2 separate regions of the Mus musculus genome follow, and region 1 is linked to region 2. The links are chromatin loops, found by intact Hi-C in ENCODE. Cell type or tissue: left cerebral cortex. All regions are shown on one strand. Each heading gives the region's core, and the rest is flanking DNA. Links, peaks and the distances in the headings are about the cores only.

Evidence for each region. Peaks named below come from ENCODE experiments on the same cell type or tissue, not always from the same donor. Only the 100,000 strongest peaks of a DNase experiment are listed, where the experiment ranks them.
Region 1: a loop joins it to region 2, with 6 times the contacts of the local background. A loop is called at or near these places in 8 of 42 quality-filtered maps.

Annotation. Positions count from the first base shown.
Region 1 is chr1:132,302,801-132,311,606 of GRCm38, forward strand. It overlaps Klhdc8a (kelch domain containing 8A), which reads left to right. Exons shown (of 5, transcript NM_144810.5): 3 at 140-355; 4 at 929-1,030; 5 at 1,799-4,557. The coding sequence ends at 1,992. Among named protein-coding and RNA genes, the nearest start is that of Klhdc8a, 8.6 kb to the left of the region's middle. In left cerebral cortex, for the core only: a CTCF peak has its summit at 3,582 (motif pointing left); DNase peaks (open chromatin) are centred at 3,584 and 5,356.
Region 2 is chr1:132,117,041-132,125,846 of GRCm38, forward strand. It overlaps Cdk18 (cyclin-dependent kinase 18), which reads right to left. Exons shown (of 16, transcript NM_008795.2): 2 at 5,272-5,420; 3 at 4,997-5,076; 4 at 4,408-4,533; 5 at 2,928-2,984; 6 at 2,060-2,174; 7 at 1,810-1,904; 8 at 1,481-1,543; 9 at 710-833; 10 at 442-562. The coding sequence starts at 5,395. Among named protein-coding and RNA genes, the nearest start is that of Cdk18, 18 kb to the right of the region's middle. In left cerebral cortex, for the core only: a CTCF peak has its summit at 4,314 (motif pointing right); DNase peaks (open chromatin) are centred at 4,345, 5,048 and 6,604; H3K27ac peaks cover 802 bases.

The DNA.
Region 1 (8,806 bases), core at 407-8,406, 190 kb after region 2:
CCTAGCCTTGAGGAGTCTTTCAAAGGACTGAATAACAGAAGAGCAAGCCCAGTCCTCTCTGTTCTCAGGAACTGCTTTTTTTTTTTTTTTTTTTAATTCACCCTCTACTCTCTACCCTGCCCCACCTCCCCACCTCCAGGGGGACGACAATCTAAGTATGCAGTCAATGCCTTCGAGGTCTTTGATATAGAGTCTCGGTCCTGGACCAAGTTCCCCAACATTCCCTGTAAACGGGCTTTCTCCAGCTTTGTGACCCTGGACAACCACTTATACAGCCTAGGAGGCCTGCGCCAGGGCCGTCTGTACCGGCAGCCCAAGTTCCTCCGGACAATGGATGTGTTCGACATGGAACAGGGTGAGCTGGGTCCCCATTCCCTTGGCTCCTTGCTCTCTTCTGACTGGTCCCCACTTTCCCCATCAGGACAGTCTCCCTGGGGCTGGCTGCTTACATATCCAGGCAGCCTTCTCTGAAGTCTGAGCATCCTTCCTAACTTACGGCTATGCTTGGAGTCAGATTCTTTTCAAGGCTCCTTTGGCCTGCTTGTCTGTTTTCACTATGGCCTTTCCTCTCCATCCCCAGTATTTGTGCAGGACCAGCTTAGGGAGGGCCTCTTCCTTTGCTGATGGAGAATCAGGAATCTTGATTACTCCTCTCATTGTCTTTAATCAGATTCCTGTGGGAAATCTAAATAGAACAGGGGGCTCACGGGAAGTCTGTATTTTAGACTGGGACAAGCACCCGAGAAGACCCAAGTGGTAGAGGGTGTCATTTCAATCAACAGGGCATGCTCCCTGCACCCTGGATGCCAGGGTGAATGGAAGGGGCGCGGCCACCAGGGTGAGAGCCACATGGGATTCATCTGTATTTGTTAGAGAACATTAGCGCCTAATCCTCTTTCTCTGTCCTGTCATTATGCGCGGCTTGCAGGGGGATGGCTGAAGATGGAACGCTCATTCTTCCTCAAGAAACGCCGGGCAGACTTTGTGGCTGGTGGTCTGAGTGGAAGGGTCATAGTGGCTGGGGGCCTTGGTAAGGATGGAGCATCTCCACTGTGCTGTGTTGTGGCCCTGGGACTTGGGAGGTCCTTGGCACTGCACTGGAGCAACGGATGGTACTGACTCCATGCGTACCTCCCACTGAGTTACTCCAAAGAATTCAGTGTGGTCTGGACTTGACCTTTCCATGGGCCCCATATATGTTCTTTCAATTTGGAAATAGGAAGATGGAGAGCTATAAATCATAAGGGACACATGAGCTCCTGGGCTGCACCCAGGTCCCTGAGTCCCTTTCTGGGGATAGATAGAGACAAAGGGAAAGTCTTCATCTTTCCTTGACCTAACGCCATTGTGGACATCCAGCTCTTTTAGGATAGCAAAGCATGTGATCAAATAGATGCTCCTAATTCTGGGTTTGAGCCCTCTCAAAGGCTGCCGCTATTTTGAAGGAAAGTCTGGGACTTAGAGGCACACTGAAGTCTTTAGGACACAGTGATAAAGGCAGTGTGTGTGTGTGTGTGTGAACAACCAGAGTTTACTCAGTGTAGACATACTCATTCATGAACAACTATATGGGCTAGATTATGAGGGAAGCTGTGTGTGTGTGTGTAAAATCAGGAGTAAGTATTCTAAAAACTTCTGATATCTAAGACAGGAAAAAACAATTCTATTTTTAAGATGAAAAGGAAAAGAAGGGACAAGGGACAAAGTTTTTGCTTCTGGGTTGGGAGATGGTCACTGTGGGACATGGCTTGGTGGCTGGGCTCCTTGGTCTAAGGTCTGATTCCCCTGTTGCTTTCAGGAAACCAGCCCACTGTCCTGGAGACAGCAGAAGCATTCCACCCTGAGAAGAACAAGTGGGAGGCACTCCCCCCCATGCCCACGCCCCGCTGTGCCTGCTCCAGCATTGTCTTCAAGAACTGCCTCCTGGCTGTGGGGGGTGTCAGCCAGGGACTGAGCGATGCGGTAGAGGCACTGTTTGTCTCTGACTCCTAGCTGGCCGGAGCAGCACCTTTGCCTGGTCAGCATCACTCCAATCCTGACATGAGGAATGGTCTCATCAAAGCAGTTTGGACTACTTCCTCAGGCTCCTACTCCTGTGAAGAGACAGAGAGGTCAAGCCCTGGGGCTCTCAGTGACCTCTCTCTAACCCTGCACTCTCAGAAAGCAGAGCTGACTCCGCCAGTCAGTCAGTGCTGGGCTGTGGACTGGGGAGAAGCTTCACTCAGTGCTCAGACACAGCAGGGCAAAGTTCCCTCCTCTCGTCTACCTCGTGAGGTGGAGGGCATTGCCACCCAGAGGGAGATCCTTGTTGTCCTTCCCCATCTCTGAGGTAGTTTGAGTGTCGTGAGAGATAAACTAATGAAGAACAGGGCACCCCCAATCCCTTGTTTCTCTTTGGTTGACATCCATTCCCCATATAGAAGTCAACTGTAGACCTGCCCCAGATCTCACCTACCTATCAGGAATTGCACTTGAAGCTAGGGCAGTTGTGTAGGAAGGAAGCTGGGGGCTCACACACCAGGCCAACAGCTTTGGCAGAAGAGACTCTTCCTCTCAGGTCCCAGTTGGGCATGTGATGATGGAGTGTCAATATCTTCTGTATTCTGCCTTCTGCCACCTTCTCCTGACCTGAGGCCTGGCCACTCTGTGTCCCAACAGCTCTCAGAGTGTTTCTGCGTGAAACTGTCTCATTTACATACACTGTGGCTTCCAAATCCACAAAGGGTGGATTAATTGCACTCCGGTTAATAACAGCAGCACAACAATTGGCATCTTTATCCCTGTCTTCTTTGGACCCTGGAGACAAGGCAGGAGGGTCCTGGTTTGTAGATAGAAAACCCCATGAGATCATCTCCCACCGTGTTCTCCCGAGAAAGAGGGACCCATTGGCCACCTGCTCTTGAAGAGTGCTACCTTCCCTAGGCCACAGCTGTCCCACTCTCAAAGAGCTCAAAGAGAAAACCAACCAGTTTTTCCTTCTCTTGGTACGCACACATATGTTTGGCCAAGGTTGTGACCATTCAATCTTTTCTAGGTTATACCCATGTCTAACCTTGATCAATTCTGCTGAAGCTCATTTTAGGCAAAAGATGAAAGACCTGTTAATTGACTTAAAAGCAATTGGGTGGCCATAAGGGGGTCAGAAGGATGGATGGATGTGCCTTCCCTTTGGCCTACACAGCAGCTCTTTGTGCTACTTCCCAGTCATTCATATTGGATTAGGATCTAGCTTGGGGAAGAGCACTTACCCAGCATGCTCAGGGACCTGAGTCCCATCCTCAGCACAGAAAGCAAACTGAACTAGCTCTGAGTTAGCCCTGAGGACACCAAGAATAATGACTCCCCAGCCCCCACCCCTGACCCCCAGGCTGTGGAAGAGGCAGGGCTCAGGTGATTAATTGCCTCCCAAGGAGCCAGAGCTGGAGGATAGCCTATCAGGGTTTCAGGGGTCAGAGGCCCTTCTTTCTGGTGGTGGTAGGGGTCATACTCCCCGCTGGATCTTCAAGGACCTAGTGAAACCTGGATCATGAAGGGAGGTGGGTTGTTGGCTTTATCTTTGGGTGCCAGGAGGACACTGCCACCTGCTGGCCTAGCAGTTTTTTCCTCACTGAGGTGAAGCGGAAGATTGTGGCCTCTAATGAACAGACCACAAAAGAAACCTCCATTGCTTATGGATCCAATACCGTTAAGTACCCCTGAACTAACCATTAGAAAAAAAAGAGTCGGGGAGCTACAGAGGACAGGTGGCTTCTCAGAGCAAGCTCCCTCTCCCTTTCCAACCTCTACTTCTGTCCTGCCCATATCATTCCCAACCCAAGAGGAGCCAAGCCATACCACATCTGAGGATAGAATTGGATCCTTTTAAGATAGTTGGAACCTTAGAGGCCCAGCAGGTTCTATGAGGTTGAATTAGATATTGACCTTATCAGAGCAATTTAAAGCTGGAGCTGGTATCTGTTAGGGTCACCCCTGCCCAAGGTCCATTGTGGGAAGACTAGGGATACCTCAGTGAGGGGTGAGGGAAGCCCTTGATGTCTGTGTTAAAACGTGTGGTTCTATATGCCTCACATCTCAGAGGGAGCACAGCCAACGACCTGCCTCAGGCCTCACACATCCAGTTGCCACAGGCCTCCCCTCACCACACCCTTCAGAAGGTCCCTTACCCTCCTGAGTTCCCAGTCTGTCTCACAAGGTGGTACAGTACCTGCTTCAGTACCCTGGTCAGCGCTGAGCACAGGAGGGGGTTGATGCCCAGCTGGGCAACATAATGAGACTCAGACTTCCAGAGTCAGAAACTGGACACGATGCTTACTTTTAGTTCCAACACTCAGAGGCAGGGGGATCTCTGTAAGTTTGAGGCCAGCCTGGTGTACATAGTAAATTCCAGGACAGTCAGAGCTACATGGAGAGACCCCGACTCACCCCATCCCCTCAAAATCAGGACTACTGAAAGGATTTAAATATTGGGGAGAGCATGTGGAAGAATGCAGAGGCATTTCTGGGGACATGAGACTGTAATGCAGGCCAGCAGATCCACAACAAAATCTCTACATGCCTTGTGGAAGAGTCTAGACTTCATGCATGCAGGAAATTAAGAGCAAATGAAGGTCACCATCACACCAAGTTCAATGAGCAGGGCAGGGAAAACAAGAATTTTCTGACTCCTGAACTCCTGCATCAAGCCCATGGTTAGAGCCGGGCCTCCCGAGAAAAGCGCAAGAGCAACACTTTTCCTGCACTGACTGGAAGAGCCCAAGGCAAGGCAAGGTCTGAGCTGACCCTGAGGGGAGCTGAGGCTTAGAGTGGAAAGCTTGGACCATGTTCTGGTGGTGGGTCTCCGGCCTTATTCCTTCCCCATCACAGTGCCAGTGGAAGGAGGCACGGTCCCCAGGGAAGGGGGGAGAGCCAGCCGGCGGCCAGAGCTGGATTCCCTGAGTGCCCTACACTGATGCCGAGAAAAGTTGTGCTCCTCTTGTGCTATGATCCTCTTTGTTTCAATGACTTGTTTCTCAAACGCTAAAGCTACTTGGGCTGCATGGGCAGCTGTGTACCTGCCTTTCAGAAGCCCCAGGGCCCTCGTGTGTTCTATGGAACAAAATGCTTATAATCCAGCTCCTACAGACTCTTGAGAGTGAACACTGCAGACATGCAGTCTATGTGCCTTGACTGCCTTAAGCCAGTTCCTGGCACTGCCCCCAGAACCCCCCTCCCCAACATCTACACTGCCTGTACTCTACTCTCCTTTCTCGCTCACACTTGCACCCTGCTCCCCTTACACGCGTACTCACCATCCACCCTCTCATTCAGACATGCCTCCCTGTGCACACTTTTCATGCAAATGGCCACCCACACTCAAGCACATCTTTACAAACACATCATACACGCCCCCTTATGGACATCTGTCATGCCCATAGCTTTGATTTCACACTCATGTAACTCATGTACACTTGCTCTCAATTGTCCGCTGTGGCCAGACTTAAAATTACCTCCCATCCCCACCCCATCCCCCCGGTTTTTTGTTTGTTTGTTTGTTTTTGTTTGAGACATGGTCTTACTGTGTAGCCCCCACCTCCACTAGCCTGGAACTTGCTATGTAGACCAGGCTAGCTTTGAACCCATAGAGATCTACTTGCTTCTGCTTTCTAAGCATTGGGATTAAAGGCATAGGCCGGCCACCACGCCTAGCTCAGAATCCTTTCAATTCAACCATTTGGCCATGTCTCCACACCCAGAATCTTTATCATTTGAAGGATGGACGGCTACAGCGTTCTGTGCTTCTTGCCAAGTCAGGGTCATCTGTTGCCCTGCCCTGCCCTGTCCCCTCTGTATCATCACTTCTCCCCCTAATGATTCCATACCACAGTTTGCCACTGGGGCTAGAGGAACTTTTAGAAACACACTTGGGCTGAGATCCTTCTGTGTTACCAGTGAGGAATCAGGCCTAAAGGTATTCTGTACTCTGACTCCTGAGAAAGCTGCCGAGCTCCACCATGGAGGGACTACCCGACCTTCCTCATTTGCCCTCTCTGCCTAGTACCTGGCTGATACCCTGCACAGTGCCAGCACAGGCTGCAGCAGAGTACGGATAAGTGAACAGCAGATTGTCCTTTCAGATGGCTTTCCCTGGGGATGAGCCAAGAAGGACCCAGTGCCTAAGCCCCACCCTAACCCCAATTTGACAAGACCTCTTCTCTTGCATAGACAGCTTGTGTGTGTGTGTGTGTGTGTGTGTGTGTGTGTGTGTGTGTGTGTGTATTCACGCGCGCGCACACTACCTCCATCCTTCCAAGAGGAAATAACTCACAGATGACTCAGAGGGTCTTCGGGAGGATGGATAGAGACAGAGAAGTGTCTGGACATTTGGTGCATGCAGGGTCTGAAGGCTGTGGAGAGTTAAAATTTGCCTTCTTGTTTGCCTATGCCATAAGGAACAGCCAGGTTGGACTCCAGGCTGGCCGCCAGTGGCCTTGGAGTTTGTGGGGGCTCCCTGGGTTCGTGAAGCTTTTCTTCTGGTTAACCTTGGATTAGGTGGCCACCGTTTTGGGGTGGTCCACCCTGCTCGCTCACCTGGACAAGATAAAGACTTGGAATCATTGTGCCTACTGCTCAACAGGAAATAAGCATTTGGTCCTTTTCTCCATCTCAAAAGTAAACAAATGTAAGAAAACAATGACATATAACTCTCGTTCCCAGAATCCCCTGCTCCACAGCCCCGACTTGAAGAAGGGGGATGACTGGGGCCTTCCTTTCTAGGTTGTTCCTGTTGGACCTGGGACAGGAGCTTCTAGAGCCTTAGTGAAGCAGGCTCCACCCTAGGCAGACCCTCTCCCTCACACAGTGACTGGCTTCCTTTGCACCCCCATCACCACACGAAATATTTAGTACCCTCTCTGCCCAGACTTTCACTGCATTCCCCCCACCCTTCTGGAGATCTTGGCTATAAATCTGACTGAAGGCTCAGTAACTCAACCTTCCCTTCAGCCTCCCAGCCCTCATAAAAGCCCCAGCCTCAGCTCCCCATAAAGGCTATCCTTCCAGCCTGCCCCTTCCCACTCAGCACTCCAGACTCCCTCTCTCCTCAGCCCCTCCCCATCTGCCTGTCCCGTCCACCCTGAACACCCCTCTGTGCGTGGCAAATGTAAGCCACTCCTTTTCTAGTCCTCTAGCCACAGTTTTCTGAGGTCTCTTCAGGTTGTGATGCTGTCACTAACCCATGTGTCCCAGGACATCCCAGAGAGCCTGTCAGGTGGGAACTATAGGTATAGCACAGAGCAATTAAAGTCAGAAATTCAGAAGCTCAGAGAAAGCACTGACTGTGAGAGGAAACTGTACCCTGCCCTCTTTCTTTCTTTCTTTCTTTCTTTCTTTCTTTCTTTCTTTCTTTCTTTCTTTCTCTCTCTCCCTTCCTTCCTTTTTTCTCTCTCTCTTTCTTTCTTTCTTTCTTTCTTTCTTTCTTTCTTTCTTTCTTTCTTTCTTCCTTCCTTCCTTCCTTTCTTTCTTTCTTTCTTTCTTTCTTTCTTTCTTTCTTTCTTTCTTCCTTCCTTCCTTCCTTCCTTCCTTCCTTTCTTTCTCTCTCTCTCCCTTCCTTTTTTCTTTCTTTCTTTCTTTCTTTCTTTCTTTCTTTCTTTCTTTCTTCCTTCCTTCCTTCCTTCCTTTCTTTCTTTCTTTCTTTCTTTCTTTCTTTCTTTCTTTCTTTCTCTCTAAAGATTTATTTATTTATTATATGTAAGTACACTGCAACTGTCTTCAGACACTCCAGAAGAGGTCATCAGGTCCTACTACAGATGGTTGTGAGCCACTATGTGGTTGCTGGGACTTGAACTCAGGACCTTTAGAAGAGCAGTCGGGTGTCTCACCAGCCCCCCTGCCTGCTTTCTTGCTTCAGTTCTTCCCTACAGAAGACAGACACAGAACCAGGTCAGAAACTAAGCAGAACTTCAAATCCCCTTGCTTATGGACTTGCTCCCACAGCGTAGGCTCTCATAGGACTTCTAGGTCAGCAGTTTATGATCTCTGGTGATGATGGCTCCTTAATCCAGCTTGCAATAGCCACCCCCGAATACCAGACTGTACCGGTGTTATTCAGGGCCACGACGGAGGAATGCTGGCTCCCACCTTCCTTTACCCAGGGCCAGGAGCTGCTGACCCGGCTAAAGAATGTGCTTTGCTTGGGGTTAACATTCCAGGATCAGCTTGGAAGCCCAAGGACTTGTGTTGGCAGCAGGAGCCAACTGGGCACAAGGCAGAGAGGGGGGACTAGACATCGCCCCTCAAATCCAGGCACATATCCCTTCTATATATTTCCTAGTCACTCCTGGGAATGGAGGCAGAACTGACAGGAAGAACATATTCTCTCATTTATATGAAGTGAAGCTACTGGGCCCTGAGCTGCAGTGTCCCTTGCGATAAGCCCCACCTGCTGGGGAGCCTAGAACTCTCTATAAAGCCACTTCCAAGTTCAGGGTTTCACTAGGGCAATTAGGCTTAAGGAGGCTCAGTCACATCACCCAGCCCTGTCTCTGACTCCCACTCAGCCTTGTTGTGCTTCCTGCCTCATTTGCATCAACTACCAATGCACCCAACACCTAACCCAAGGCTCAGTGAAGAGGCATTAAGGTTCTGTGCACTGGAGTGTTGACAGCTAGAGAGACAGGAGTTATTTTTACTGACACAGTCTCAGGCGTCAACGGTCCCGGGTGACTTACTGCGGTGGAACCACTCAGGGAGCCCATGGAAAGCACTCGGGATCTGGGGGGCCCACTAGAGGAATCCTGTAGCGTTTAACACCTGCCTAAAGCGCAGACAC
Region 2 (8,806 bases), core at 173-8,172:
ATGTGAGGGGTCCAATGGGGCTTGAAAGGCTTGTAAAACCAACCCCCACTACGGACCCCCTTTGTGAGGCCTGCGTCCCCTTAACTGCTAGGCAGGAAAAGATTCAATACTCTCAGTCTCCGAGGAGCCCTGGGCTCGGCCAGACACCTGTGCTGACTTTAAAGTTGAGTTGGTTTTCATTTTACACCAAATCGTACATTTTAACAATAAAATAGTATGTCCCCTTCCAAGATGTTCCAGGGGAGGCCTCATCCATCTACCCTCTGGTAATTCCCACCTCCACCCCCCTGGGAACCACCTCAGAATTATAGCGTTAGAGGCTCTATAAGCTTGGAGAACCTGATATATTTCAGACTTCATTTGCTAACAGCAGCACATCAGGGAGACGTGAAGCCTAAGGGTACGGATGGCCTGGTTCACTCCTGTCTGCAGCTCACTCACCACATGTCAATGGGGGTGGAGTACTCTGTGGATCCCAGCAGCACATCTGGGGGCCTGTACCAGAGGGTCACCACCTCATTGGAATAGGTCTTTGTAGGCACTGATTTGGCCCGGGCCAGGCCTAGGAACAGACATGTTACTAGACCTCCGCTAAAGGGTCCTAAAGGGTCCTATACTCAGACATCCCCCAGCATTCCTGCACACTGAAGAGGCCGTGTAACCCAGGGGTCAGACCCTCCTGCCAACCTGACCCTGGCATCAGCCTCACCAAAGTCGGCCAGCTTCAGCTCGCCCCTCTCATTGATGAGTAGGTTCTGGGGCTTCAGGTCCCGGTGCAGGATCTTGCGGTGGTGGCAGTAGGCCAGACCCCGGAGCAGCTGGAACATGAATATCTGGCCGAGAGAGCAAGAATGAGCAGCTTAGTGGGACTAGGTCCCACGTGGGAGACCCTACGCCTCTGTCTCAGGCTGGAGAGGAACGGGGACCAGAACAAGTCTCTAGGAAGGCTCCCCAATTCTGTCGCCCACCCTGAAGGCCCACCCTGTAGGCCACCCGAGGACCTGTAGACACCAGAGAATCGCATATGGGGGCAGAGTTCAGGGATGGAGAGGAGGCCGTGAGTGAGAAGAGGCTGGAGCAGTCCCTAAGACGTGAGGTGGGAGAGCAGAGTAAGGGTCCCATAGGTGGGGATGTATGTGCTTGGTCTTTAGGTACCAGAACTGGCCACACACACACACACACACACACACACACACACACACACACACACAGCTTCTCAGAAGCCTCTCTTCCCTCTGGCAGGTAAACTCAGGCTTGGTATTCAGTTAGAGAGGGCTCTGTATCCACAGCTAGACAGAAGAGGATGGTAAGTCTGTGTTCTTGGCTGGGGTGCTCAGATGGCCTCTACACTGACCCTTTCCTCTTCCCTGCATTTGAGGCTCCCGAGTGACCTCAGCAGTCGGTGACAAAGGAAGCGTCCTAAACTGGGTTCTATGGCAGATGGCTGTCATGGGAAGGTCTCTGCAGGCAGGCCCCTCACCTTGACATTGTGCATGTTCATGAGGTTCCCACAGTGGTCTAGGTACTGTTTCAGGTCACTGTCCTGGAACAGACAGACAGGTTCAGGCCTGTCCTCTGCCTGGCTGGTGGTCCAGGCTCAGGCTGAAAGGAAGCCCTGTCCTGTCTGGGCCCATGCCTGCTGGTGGCACAGTACCCTGGCCCTGAATCCTTGGCCCACTTCCGCATGAGAACTTAATTGGCAAACAAAGGCTTGGGTCCTTCCCTCAGCCCATCCCTCCCACTCCCTCACTCTCTCTCCTCCCCACCCCACTTCACCCACCCTCAGGGGTGAGCCCCAGTCCAGCTCACCAGGTACTCAAACACCAGGGTGAGGGACCGATCTGTGTGAATGAGGTCATGCAGGGTCACAATATTGGCGTGTTTCAGGTCCTTCAGCAGAGACACTGGGGAGACAGGACCACTTGGGTCCCCAGGCCCACCAGTACCTCCCACTATCCCTTCCTGGGGCCAGCAATGGCCCTCCACCCAGGCTCCCACCAGGTGCAGGCTGCTGAGCCCCTTGTCCCAGAGGCCTGGGGTGCAGACCCGGACATTGTACCCTCTCGAATAGCAGTGCAGGGCGCCCCTTCCTCATGCTCCAGCCGGATCTCCTTCAGGGCCACGAGGTTCTCTGTCAGCTTGCTGCGTCCCTTGAAGACGGTGGCATAGGTACCCTGCGACAGGGGAATCCCTGGTCAGCCCCAGATCATCCTGCTCACACTCTCCCTCCCAGCCCCACCTCTTACATCCTAGCTTGGGCTAGGATTCAAGCAAGCTGGGTGCCCTCTGTTCAGATTCTGTTTGCTCCAAAGTCTGCTTTCTCTTAAAGTGTCCCTATCGAGTCCCCGGCTGGAACGGACTGCGTTTGTCCCTCTGTTCCCATGTTGCGGCCTCTCTCTTAGCATAACTCTGCCTTGCTCTTAGATTATGGTGATGTAGCCACTTTTCTGTCTCATAAACCTATACCCCCTCCAGGCCACCAACCCTGACACAGGACACCAAAGCAGTTTAATAACAGTGTCCTTGCTGTGTGCCAGGCACTAAGAACCGTACATAAGCTTCTCCTGGTACCCTTCCATACCCCCAACAGTAGTTATTTTCATCCTTTGACAGAGAATGAAACTGAGGCATGAAGAGAGAGAGAGCGAGCACAGGACACGCTAAGGTCATGGAGCAAGCAAGTGGAAGACATAGGATTCAAATCCAAACCATAGCTATTTGAAAGGGGGGAGAAAGACTAGATCCTGTGCAGAGACCTCTGTCTTCAAGAGCAGGGCATAGGGCATCTAACACCAGCTCTGGAAGCTAGGCAGGCTGCTTGGGCAAGTAGTGTGACTCCATGAACCAGGAGGCATGGGGGGGGGGGGGGCAGAACAGAGTCAAAACCATCCTACCTGCTGCCAGAGAGAGCAATGTTGGTCTCTTACCTCCCCCAGTTTGTCCAGTTTCACATATGTTTCCAGTTTCCCAAAGCCGATATCTGACTGGGAAGGAGACACAGGGGACGGTGAGATTCAAAGCCCCAGCAGACCTTCCTAGTCAAAGTGAAGGAAGTGAGACACCCCCATTGTACAGAGAGGAACCAAGGCTAACATCTCAAGCAAGGACAGCTTCAAACCCTCCTTTTTCTCCTCTCCCTTCATCCTTGTGAATGCTGAAGATCCTCTGGAAATGGGGGCCCCTCTTCCGAGAGTCGGATATGAGTACACTGAGCTGCCCGGCCTGTCCGCCCGCCGCCTACCTGCCTGCCTGCCGGGCTCTCTTGCTCAGGTTGCTAGCTCCTCTGTCACTCTCTACTATGTGGGGGTCCACTTCAGAGCCCAGTTCCCTAGTCATCAGTTCATCTCGTCTAGCTCAGGATAAGACGCGTCGTCGTAATAAGATAGAGCTGAGACCCACTTGCCAGAGCTAGACGCTCCTAACGGGCAGCTGGGACCTAAAGTCTGGGGGTGAGGTGGGGGTGTCGGTGAGTCTTTTGTTTCTTTGTGGTTGGCTTTTTGTTTGTTGTTTTGTTTTATTTGGGAGGTCTTTCATTTTTATCAAGCATTATATAACATATATGTGCTATATAATATACTGTGTGGCCTTCTGGCAGGAAGAGATGACCATAGCTGGGGGGTTTCCCTCCTTTGGGGAGGTGTGAGTTTGTTTGTTTGTTTTTTCTCATTAGTCAGGAAAATGTTTCCCTCATCAATTTTCTTCAAGGCGCTGGACACAGAGTATCGACTGCCTATCTCTCTCCATCAAAGATCACTGGTAAGGAAGTCTAGCTGCTCTCTAGACCTTGTTCCCACCAGTGAACTTGTGGACGCACACAGTGGCTATTTTGGGGGTGACCATGCTTATGTCCATGATGGTGAGGCCAGGGAGAACCTTGAACCACATCTCTGCATAGTGAAACACAACCTGAACCCTATCCAGATACTCCTGGTTTTGTTTTGTTTGTTTTATTTGTTTGAGGCTGTCTTACAGCGTACCCTAGGCTAGCCAGGAATTACATAGCCCAGGTAAACCTTGAATTCTTAACAGATGGTTGTGAGCCACCATGTGGTTGCTGGGATTTGAACTCAGTACCTCTAGAAGTGCAGTCAGTGCCCCTAACCGCTGAGCCATCTCTCCAGCTCAAGCCTTGAATTCTTAACACTCCTGCAACAGCCTCCCAAGGAATCCTGGGAGTACAGACATGAGTCCCAGCACTGATTTAGTGGCCTTAACTAGGGAGACCCTGGGGTTCCCAGGGGATTTGGGGGCTACTTGGCTTCATGCATTGACTTAGAGAGACCGCTTATTAAAACCCTCAGGGGGCCAGCAGGTGGCGCCAGAGGCATAGGAATCTTTCTGGAAACCACTGTAGGCTTCAGCTGGCACAAAGAAGGCCATACTGGTGTCTCACACCCTTAGACTCACCAGGGAGGCACGGCGGGACATGCGGGTGAGAGGCTTGGGCAGCCCTGGGTTCTCCAGCTGTAGCTTCTGCAGGAATTCCTGGGGTAGGCGGATGTCCATGGGCAGAGAGAGCCTCTTGTTGAGGTCCTGAGGTGGCAGAGATGGGATGGGAACATCATGTTGGCCCCAGAAGGTCCTTGCCTCTCATTCTGGATCTATCTGTCCATATAAGGAAGGCTAAGCCTCAGGCTCACAGTTACCTGAGGGGCGTACATTTATGAACCTGCAAGGATTACTGTGTGACCTTTAGAAGGTTTCTTCCCCTCTCTGGGCCACAGTAGAACATAAATAAATCTCATGCCATCACAATGTAATTTTGTAAGCACAGTTTTTTTTTTTTTTTTCTATTCTTGGCACGGGTATGTGGGCTATAAAAACAGTCAATTGTCTAACCAAGAATGTTTTAGCACTTGACATATATTCTCACTGAACCCCCACCATAAGCTGCACCAGTTTGAGCCCCCCAGTGGCAGGCTCTACAGCAACCACCCTGCTAAATTTACTGCTGTGGACGTGTGTGACCCATGGAGCCCGGGAGGGGCACCCTCACCTCCATGGAGAATCGGCGCTGGTTCTGCCGTTGTTGATACTGCATGCCAGGAGACAGCTGCTCAGGCTCATCTGTGCCATCTGTGGGGGAGAAAGCGCCTGATGACAGCCCACAAGACTGAGTGGCATGTCTGAGTGGGACAAGTGTCAGTCCCTACCTCCCACCCAGAGTATGTGAACAGCCCAGAGCACCCCCACCCCTTCTTCCCAATGTCAGCTAGTCATCAGGGTCACAGGGAGCCTGGGTGGAAAAGAGCTAGGTGGCCTGACCCTCACCCTCATTCGTCTGAGTGTGGAGTTGGTTGAACTGCTCAGTGAACTCAGCCAACGACTCCTCAATGGTCTCTGGGCGGGGCACGGACAGGGAAAGCCTTCGCTTGAAGTTCTTCATCTTGTTCATGATCAGCAGGGGTCCAAGATGGGTCCTGGGACAGAGAGGAGAGAAGAGGGCAATGTGGACAGTCTGGACCCATGGGAGCCAGGCTCTGCACGGGGCATGCTTAGGTCACTCAGACCAGAGCCACAGCTCCGTGATTGCAGGCTCTAACCCTGTTCCTTTCTCCAGTGAGTCTCGGCTATCTTCTGACTATGAACATTCCCTCCCCTGCATCACAGCATCAATGGCTATAGCTACAGGTTTGCAAGGGGCCACTTCAGACATTCAACCTCCAGGGGCAGGAGGTCTAGACATCTCTGGGGCAGGTTATCTGAACTGCATGGCCCTCGGGCCATCTCTGCTCTTTCTGAAGGAGCCTAACTGGCTGGTGGCTGCTGGCCACCTGTCAGCAGGTTGCAAACTCCATGATCCCTTTTACTGATACCAGAACACATCCCCTCTCTGGCTCATCCTGGATCCTTAGGAAGAAGATCAAAGGACAGTAAATGCATGGCCCAGCTCTACCTCTGCTCCAGATGCAATGTGCAAGTCAGGGACAGCGTGGGAAACTCAGCCAGCCCAGGAAAGGGGAAACCTGCGCTGCTGGGCCCTCTGTTGCTTCAGTCCTTTGAGCAGGCCTGGATTCCCTGGGCTGAGGACACAGTGGGGCAGAAGGTGCCCTGTTCTATGGCCCTCTGCATGCTGTTTTCCACAGGTAGACCCTTTGTTCTTCTCTCTCTCTCTCTCTCTCTCTCTCTCTCTCTCTCTCTCTCTCCTCTTTCTCTCCCTCCGTCCCTCCCTCCACTCCTTCTCCTCTAGCTCTATTCTGAGATTGTCTCACTGCGTATCTCTGCCTGGTTTGGAACTCATTATTTAGACCAGGCTGGCTTAGAACTTAGAGAGATCCACTTGCCTCAGCCTCCTGAATGCTGGGATTAAAGGCATGAACCACCGTGCTTTTCCTATAGGCTCATCCCTCCACCTGCTTCATAGGCTCTCTCACAACCATATCTCCATCCTGCTGGGCCCCACAAAGCCTTCACCTACAGTGGGGCTTCAGAAACCAGAGGCTACATAACCCTTTGACCTCCCCATCCTAGCCAGGAAGGCACTAGGAAGGCTGTTTAGGAGGGGCCACCTGCACTCCTCCCTGGGCCTACTTATAAGCCACTTCTGGAGGATGCTCAGGCCTGCGGCTGGCTAGCACCCAGTTGCCAAGGCAACCAGGCCCCTCCTGAATCCTCCTGGTTTAAAGGATTATGGGTCAGTAACATGTTTGCTTTGCCTAACGATCATATCCTCCATCCTCTATGAGCTTTGAAAAGGTCCGCTCCCTGGCACTCCACGCTCCAGGCTGCCCCTACCACCACTGAGCTGGGCCCTCAGGCTCTCCTGACCCAGGCCTGGGCCTTTCCAAGCAGAAGGCTCTGATCTGCCCTGCCAGCTGAGCCCTCCTCTGCTGAGCAGCCTGCAGTCCAAGTCAGTTCAGCACACGGCTGATGGAGCATCTCCTGATTACAGCACGGTGCCAGACACGAGGTTACAGTAACTAACCAAGACCCCTGTTCCCAAGGAACTCCGGTTAACGATGGCACTCTGCTGCGGGCTCTCCCCAACTTCCTTGTCTTGCCTACCTGGGTTCCTACTCTTTTCATTTCTTCTAACAGCCTCAGCCTGCTCTCTGCAGAACTCTGGGAGAAAGCTCCCAGAAGACAGCCACATTGCTATCTGCCCTATCTGTGGCATCTAGCTGAAAGGACCCATAGAGGCTCTAAGGAGGCAACGAAGACAGATGGGCTCAGTGACAAGAAGACTTGTCACACCCTGCCTGGTAACTCTCATTCCCAGCAAGACCGGAGGACAGCGATCACTCTGGGTACATGTCCATTGTTGTCCAGGTGTGCTGAATGGCAGAATGACCAGAAACATCAGAAAAAAAAATCCAAACCACCAGCTTCTGGAACTGGGGCCTGGGATTAACGCTTGGGACTGAACCTAGGGCCTTGCGAGGAAAATGCCACCTTCTCCTCACTATTAAGATTTTTAAAAAATATATGTATATGTGTTTGTAAGTATACCTGTGTGTGTGTGTGTGTGTATGTGTATATATATATATATATGTCACATGCATGCAGGTACCCCTGGGGGCCAGAAAGGGGAGGTGGATCCTCTGGAACTGGAGTTACAGGCATCAGTGAGATGTCTGGTATGGACTCTAGGCAGGGGACTCAGGTCCTCTGGAAGCACAGCAGACACCCTCGGCCACAGATCCATGGTGCCAGCCCGTTCTCCTTTGGCAATGGGTATTTTGATGTAGCCCTGGCTAGCTTTGAATTTCCAGTCTTCCTGCCTCAATCTCTCCAGGGCTACGATTACAGGCTTATCCCTCCAAGACAGGCAGAAGATATATTTTTAAGACAGTGTCTCCAATAGCCGGCATGTAGAGACATGGTTGGCAGGATCTGGGGTTCAGGTGAGGGCTAACTGTCAGCTCATTCTTCCAAACTGTCATCTGGGTTAGGAGGGGAACCCCCAGACCTGCAGAGGATACAAGAAGGAGACAGATACTGTGGCAGGAGTCCCATAAAAGAGGACCTGCTCTGACTGGAGAACATATTTATACTCTAGGAGTAAGCCAAAGGGAACTGTGTGTGTGTGTGTGTGTGTGTGTGTGTGTGTGTGTGTGTGTGTGTGACCATAGCTGAAGGGACATGGGGCACATGGCTAAGGCCATTCTAGTGGAGGCAGGAGACACATGCCCTTGGCTGCTCATGGCTTCAGCTCTACAACCAGAGCCGTCTTTAAAAAGTTCTCCCTACAGTCATCCTATAGTGTGGGCTTATGGGATTGTGTGATGGATTTCTGGCTCAGGGATCTCCCAGTAGCTGCCATGATTTACACCCAGGCTTTTGTTCCGGGTGGATGACTTCTTCAAGACAAGGACCAAGCCAAAATCCCATCTGCTCTAGGGTTCAGTTAGGAGCAAAGAGCCAATAGCTGGCCTAGGACGGAGTGGGGGATGGAACAAAGAGGAAAAGCTGGAAATGCAGAACGGGACCCAGGCTCTTAGGCTTAAGGCTTGACCTGAGCAGAGAGCAGGGCTACTGCACAGCAATAGCAACCAGCTGTTCTCTCTGCTGGAGAAGCGGCCAAGAGGAAATGGCTGTCACTACAGCATGAGGAATGGAGGTTAGATGTAAGGATAGACTTCCTGATGGTGACATGAACACAGGCAGCAGGAATGGTGACCAGAGCAGAGAGTGCCTACTTCTCTCTGCTGGGGACAATTAGGGCATTGAACATAGTGGGGTCTTGGGTGTGACAGGGCACCCAGGGCAGTGAATGGTTTGTTGTTTCCCCAGCTCAAGACACAAGATGCTCTGATACAAGATGCTCTGTCACTGTTGCCTTGGGAGAATCAACTCCTCAGATTTG